Regions from separate parts of the Homo sapiens genome. Here region 2 is linked to region 1. A link is a contact called in ENCODE Hi-C or POLR2A ChIA-PET data. All regions are on one chromosome and are shown on one strand. The core of a region is the stretch at or near the end of the contact, and the rest is flanking DNA. Distances in the headings are between cores, read along the strand shown.

Region 1 (3,024 bases), core at 479-2,978:
CTCAGGTGATTCGCCTGCCTTGGCCTCCCAAAGTGCTGGGATTACAGGCATGAGCCACTGCACCTGGCTTCTTTTTGTAAATTCTATGCAGTTGATGAATGAAAAATTCTGACACAAATGTTGGTTAATATTTTTATTAAGATGAAAGAGAAACGATGAAGATGTATGCTGGAACTTCCCTCACTTGTCAATGGCATGAGAAACTTCTTGGCTGAATCTGATGGTGGTTTTTAAATACTGGCATATTTCCTAATTTTTTTTGTGTTATTGATAATGTAAAAGCTATAGATATATTATAGTTTTAAAGTTTAATTTGCATTATTATAATTTTATTCATCATTTTCTTAAGCCTAATCAACAAAACAAAAAATTAAACCTTCATTTGTAATATTTTCTGATTTCTATGGTATAAATTCTTTCATTCCAGCCAGTGTAATGCTAGCGAATGTGGAATTAGGAAGAGATGTGTTCATTTTTACATACATTTCTGTCATAAAAATACAATAAGTGTAAGTAACCTGAAGAGAATAAATACAAAACAAAATGGCATAAATAATTAGAAAGTGATGGGTTTAAGTATATTTCGCTTTTGTTTTTCATATAATTTATTTAATCACAAATTCACACAAATTAATTTTTATTACTGCCTGTGTTTAGTTACCAGCTCATAAAGTTCCTGAAGATGGATAATTTTTTCTCATGAGCTTCCAGGAGCTGGTGTCAGCACACCACTGTTTGTCTGATGAGTGAGTAACACTTCCTGGAGAAGGTGAAACCTCAAGTGAGTCTTAACAGGTAAGTAGGAATCAGCTGCTCGATGGTCTTGTGGATGGAAAAGAAGATAAACGCTAAAGCAAAGTGGCTAGATAACGGCGAGGGAAAGGCAATGTGTGGATGGAAATATAAGCAGGTTTGTATTTGCTGAGATGAAATTCTCAGAAAGCAAAGGCGTGATAAAAAAAAGATCCTGCAAACTGCATCAAGGAACTTAGAATTTATCCTATAGGCCATGAGGAGCTGTTGGAGGATTTAAAGCAGGAGAGTGAATTATTTAGATTTATGGCTGAAGCATGATCTTCTGGCCAAGCCTTGTAGAATGAACATGAGAAGGAGCAAGACTTAAGACACAAAAACCAGTTGGGAAGCTGTTGCAGTGCTTTAGAGAAGTGATGATATGTGCTGATTCAGGACAGTTGTATTTAAGAAAGAGGAGGTGATACATGCCAGAAATATTTAAGAGGTAAAGTCAGCAGGGCCAGTGATTAATTAGAAGAACGCAGGGGTGAGGGAGAGGGAAAAGTCAATGATGGCTTCCCAGTTTTCAGCTCAGTTTATAAATTATGGATCGACGGCCAATAAATGGAGTCAAGGAAGAGGATTAGATTTCTGGGCTATGCTGATTAATTCAGCGTCCTTATGTACAGTTTCAGTCATTATGGAATATCCATGTGGAAATACCTCGCAGTTCTGGCTGAAGATAAAATTTAGTGCATGACTAATATACAGGTGTTAGTAGATGAGCTCCGGAGGGAAAAGCGGGCGAAGTAAAAGGTAGGAAACAAAGCATAACTTGAAGATGCATCTGCACGTAGAGAATCAGCAGAAGAAAAAAGGCCAGTAATGCAGACAGAAGGACTGACCGGAGAGGTGAGAAGTGAATAGGAGAACGTGAATCATGTAGTACAGGAAGAAACACTGTTTAAAAAGCCAGCATGACTCACGCCTGTAATCCCAGCACTTTGGGAGGCCAAGACGGGCAGATCACGAGGTCAGGGGCTCGAGACCAGCCTGTCCAACGTGGTGAAACCCTGTCTCTACTAAAAATATAAAAAATAGCTGGGCGTGGTTGTGGGCGCCTGTAATCCCAGCTACTCAGGAGGCTGAGGCAGGATAATTGCTTGGACCTGGGAGGCAGAGATTGCAGTGAGCAGATTGTGCCACTGCACTCCAGCCTGGGGGACAGAGCGAGACGCCATCTCAAAAAAATAAATACATATAAAAGCCAGCATGGAGAAATAACGTCAACAGTGCCAAATGAATTGTGTATGCCATTTGTATATTTATACCTCAAATTAAAATATATTTCACATGTCATAAATATGATCTTGATTGATGTTCTTGCTTTTAGAAAATTTTAGTGCACAAATAGTATGGATTTATTGTGAAATAATGATAAAATATACACATATAAAAGAAGAAACACTTTTTATCCCACTTCTGAGTTAATAGCTGTTAAGATTTCGAATTTAAGTGATTCTTGAACTTTTCTGTATATGTGTGCATGCACATACATATCCAAATTAATGTATTGTGTTTAATTGATAGGAAAATGCACTTATTCAATATTTTAATGACTACATATAATACTCATTATGTGGCTGTATTATACTTTATATAACCTATACCCATTGTTAAACACTTTAAATTATTATTATTACTTTCACCTACTATAAGAAGCATAATAAACATCTTTGTGCTTAAAGCATTTATATGTAATTTTTTTTTCCTTGAAGAACAATCTCTAAATGTAGAATTAACTAAGAATATAAAAAACTTTTATGGATTTTGACACATTTTGCCAACATGCTTCTTAGAAATATAGGTCTGACGAGATTTTCACCAGCACTTGTAAATGGTGCTCATTTCTCCAAGACCTCATCAGTGCGGAATATTCCCAGATTTTATCTATATTTAAAAATATTAATAGTATCCATAGATCTTTCACCTACAACCAAAAAAAAAATCTTGAAGCCAAATATTTTTATGGCATTTTATAAACTAGTTGTAAAACCAGGATGAACTAAGAGTAGCAGATGATACCATATTTCGGTCAGGTAGATTTTCACAGCCTTCAGTGTGCAGCCTCTGTTGCTGAGTACTTCCCCTGAGTGTGCCTTGTTTCCACTTCTGCACTTTTATTCAAACTACTGTATGCACTGCTTGTTCAGACAGCCTTCTCGCTCTTCTCCTTGTCCAAGTTGTACATTTGTTCAACTCATTTTTGAAAAATTCTCTTATAAATGC
Region 2 (3,378 bases), core at 533-3,032, 180 kb before region 1:
AAAGGCAAGTGCACATTCAATTTCTGATAAAATAAACACTTCACATTTCTTATTCTGAAATCACCTTGTAGGCAGGCTTATAAAATAACAAGGACTCTTTGAAATCATTATTTGCTCAGTGTGCTATTAATAATAATCTTTTCATGTTGAATGAATTGAAGATGAAGATCTACTCTTTAGCTCTGACAGTTAAGAGTAATCTTTTAGGAATGTGGGCAAGAGGCAAGAAAGGAAACGTGGGGATTTACATTTCTCAACAGTGCTGATCCCGAGAAGACATACTCATAAGGCACCATGAGCAGAGCCTCCATGTGAAGTCAGAATTGTCCTTCCTGTCTACACAGTTAGTTCAACTAATTTTACTGGGGTGACCACACATTGTCCTTATTTCATCACCTGTTTCCTCTGCTCACTAGACTCTTCCTCTCTACCCACAAATGCTACAGGACATTCTTTATTTCAGTACAGTGAAACTGACTCTGTAAGCTGCCCCTTCCTTACTGGTGAACAACTTCATCCAATTTTAGGTCCTTTCCATTTGTTTCAATATAGGATTTTGAAATAATTTGAATGCTGTTGGAAATGATACTTTTTGTTACACAAAACAATCCACTGGAACATTATTCTTGAATGAAAAAAAGTTTATACATTTCCTCTTAAAATAAGATGAATTCCTCTAAAAAGTAATTTTGTAGGAGAAATATTAAGAAACACTATCATTTGAATTTTCAAAGCATCTCATATTTCCAGTGTCCTGCTAAATCTAAAACATATTCTTTTATTTAAAAAAAAAAATTTAAAAAGAGAAAGTGTCTTTGCAAAACAGGAAAAAGTATTGACTTAAACATACAAAAAGTTACTGCCTTTTTTAACCACTTGGATACATGTGTTTTAATAGTAGATTTGTTTACATCATCAAATTCTTTCTATCTTTGCTATAGTAGACCCTAAATATTATTCCTACTAAGTTTCAGAAATATACAAATTATATCTATATTTTCTGTCCTGAACTATTAGAATAAATAACCTCTCATGTGACCATATAAACACCAGCCACATTCTAGTACAAAATGCTTTGGAATTGAAAAGCAGTTTTCAATTCCTACTTGTAGTGGGGTAACAAAGTCTTTAGGCTGGTTAGGGCTAAAAGCGCCACACACTTTGAAGATAAATTAGTTTCATTTTTTATTACTGTATTGCCAGCTTCTCTTCCAAATTACATTTTTAATAAATTTGATCTATAGCCATTTTGAAGGGTGAAAGCCCATAAACACATCTTTCTGCTTTAATTGCCTTTATAAAGCACTTACTCAAAAGGGTAGTTTTTCTTCCCAGTTGTACCACCAGTTTTTATAAGTGAATCTGCCTGCCTCTCAGGATAAACTGAAACTCACTGCTAAAAATGAATCCTGTACTGTGGGGCGTTAATATATTCACACAAATTTTTATTGCAACAAAAAGAAAAATAATTGCCTTTTCAAGGAGGTTGTATGACATTAACAGGTAACATTTATATTCCAATTTATTTACAATAACATACATATTATATTCTACATATCATGGTCCTATTGTCAGATCAACGCTGTTTGTGACTTGCAGGCAGTTAAAAACCCACACCCGTTGTCACAGAACAACAGGCTCGAGCAAGTTTTCTACTGGGCACTGAGCCACATGAATCCATGTATCTTTCTCTTCTCTATTTGTGTGTACACTCCTCCCTGGGTGATCTCATCCAGAGTCATGAACTTGCATTCCATCTACACGCCCATGCCTCTGTCTTTTGGATCTCTACTCCCATCTCCCCCTGAGTTCAGACTTGCACCACCTACTGGCTCTTCACTGACCGGCTAACTGATGCTCAAATTCGACGTATCGAAAGCAGAACTCGTAAGTCTTCCTGCAACCTGCCTTCCCCATCTCAGTCCCTAGCGTCAACATTTCATACATGGGACCAAAACCTTGTAGAAATCTGTGACTCCTCTTTATCTCCCACATTCCTCATCTGTTAGCAACTCCAGTGGTCTCTAACTGCATAATACAAACGTGTACACACAGAATCTGACCACGTCTTAACATCTATTCTGTGAATACTCCAACTAAGCCACAGTCTTCTCTCACCTGGACTGTAACATACTACTGACAGGTTTTTGTGGCTCTGATAATTCTCTACACACTGGCTATAGCGATATTTTAAAATGTGAATTAGATAATTTCTCACCCTTGCTCAAGACTGGCCAATGGTCTCTATTACACTCAGAATGAAATCCAAGCACCATGGGCTACAATGGCACACGTGAATCAATCCTTACCTTATTGCTCATGTCACCCCACTCTCCTCCTCACGCATATTGCTCGAACCATGTTCACTGACCTTCATGCTTTCTGTGAGCAAGCCAAGCCCACTCCTGCCTCAGGCCTTTCTACTTTCTCTTCTCTCTGTCTGGAACACTCTTCCCCAGGTTTTTGGATGGCTCACTTTCTTACTTCATTCATATTTCAGCTCAAATGCCAATTCCTCCGGAAGGCCTTTCCTTTCTAATCTAGCATCTTCTACTCCATCTGTCACTCAGTAATTGTGCCCTTATAACATTTTTTCTACATAGGTCTTATCGCTCTCTGAACTTTTATTATACTTATTTATTTTTCTATTCATTTGTGGATTTTTTCTTGCCTCTCCCAGCAGAATGTTGGCTCCGTGAAGGATAGCAGCTAGTCTCTTTTCTTCCCCACTGGATCCCTTTTGGTTCCTGTATCCTTTGAGGAAACAAATAAATCTTCCCACATGGGGATATTTGATTCCACTACCGTGTAGATGGCCACTAGGTATGGGATGTGGAAGGTATAAAGTAAACTCACACACTGAAATACTAGGCCCAAGTGAGCAGATGCACTTCCTGTCTCAGTCACGATTTCCTCAGCAATTGCAAGAATGTAGGAGGGGAGAAATGGGGAAGTACAGAAAGAAGTGTTGAGGCGTTGGCATTCTGGGATGAATACTAAGAATATGTGGGGCAAAAAAAAATTGCTGTGAACATCTCACTTCCAATAACACATAAGAAAGCAATTGAGTCAAACTGGAAAGTGAAAATCAGAAATTCATGATTTTTTTTAAAAAAGTTTCTGATTTCCCACATAAACTCAGAAGTCATTACATTTTAGCAGTTGTAAATATTGCTAGGAAGCATTTTAACAATGCAGACTTTTGAGCCTCTGGGATTTGGGTCTGTTCTCTAGAGGATTCCAACGCAGGTGGTCCGTGCACATGTTTTGAAGAATGGGGACTGGGAGCAGTGAGTGCTCTAAACTATTTTATTTCAATAAAGAAAGGAGAAATATTTTCTAGCTTCCTTTAGATGCACAATAAAAATATATTTTTTC

The links. A loop is a pair of places that touch in the nucleus more often than their neighbours do. ChIA-PET counts read pairs that join two places held with the same protein, here RNA polymerase II (POLR2A). Pooled maps may share reads with other maps.
Region 2: a loop to region 1 is called in a map of mammary epithelial cell, with 6 times the contacts of the local background. The contact joins two enhancer-like sites. A Hi-C loop is called at or near these places in 3 of 168 maps with a recorded cell type or tissue (MCF 10A, PC-9 and mammary epithelial cell) and 1 of 50 pooled maps. POLR2A ChIA-PET finds 5 or more read pairs at or near these places in 2 of 52 experiments (MCF 10A and OCI-LY7).

What each region holds. Positions count from the first base shown.
Region 1 is chr14:85,232,560-85,235,583 of GRCh38, reverse strand. No RefSeq gene overlaps it. Among named protein-coding and RNA genes, the nearest start is that of SNORD3P3, 38 kb to the left of the region's middle. Within about 2 kb of position 1,728, at least 2 of the 41 ENCODE cell types and tissues checked have a DNase peak (open chromatin) inside an H3K27ac peak, as active enhancers do; they include mammary epithelial cell, where a contact is called at or near this core.
Region 2 is chr14:85,413,880-85,417,257 of GRCh38, reverse strand. The region is part of intron 2 of LINC00911 (long intergenic non-protein coding RNA 911); the gene reads right to left. Among named protein-coding and RNA genes, the nearest start is that of LINC00911, 22 kb to the right of the region's middle. Within about 2 kb of position 1,782, at least 10 of the 41 ENCODE cell types and tissues checked have a DNase peak (open chromatin) inside an H3K27ac peak, as active enhancers do; they include mammary epithelial cell, where a contact is called at or near this core.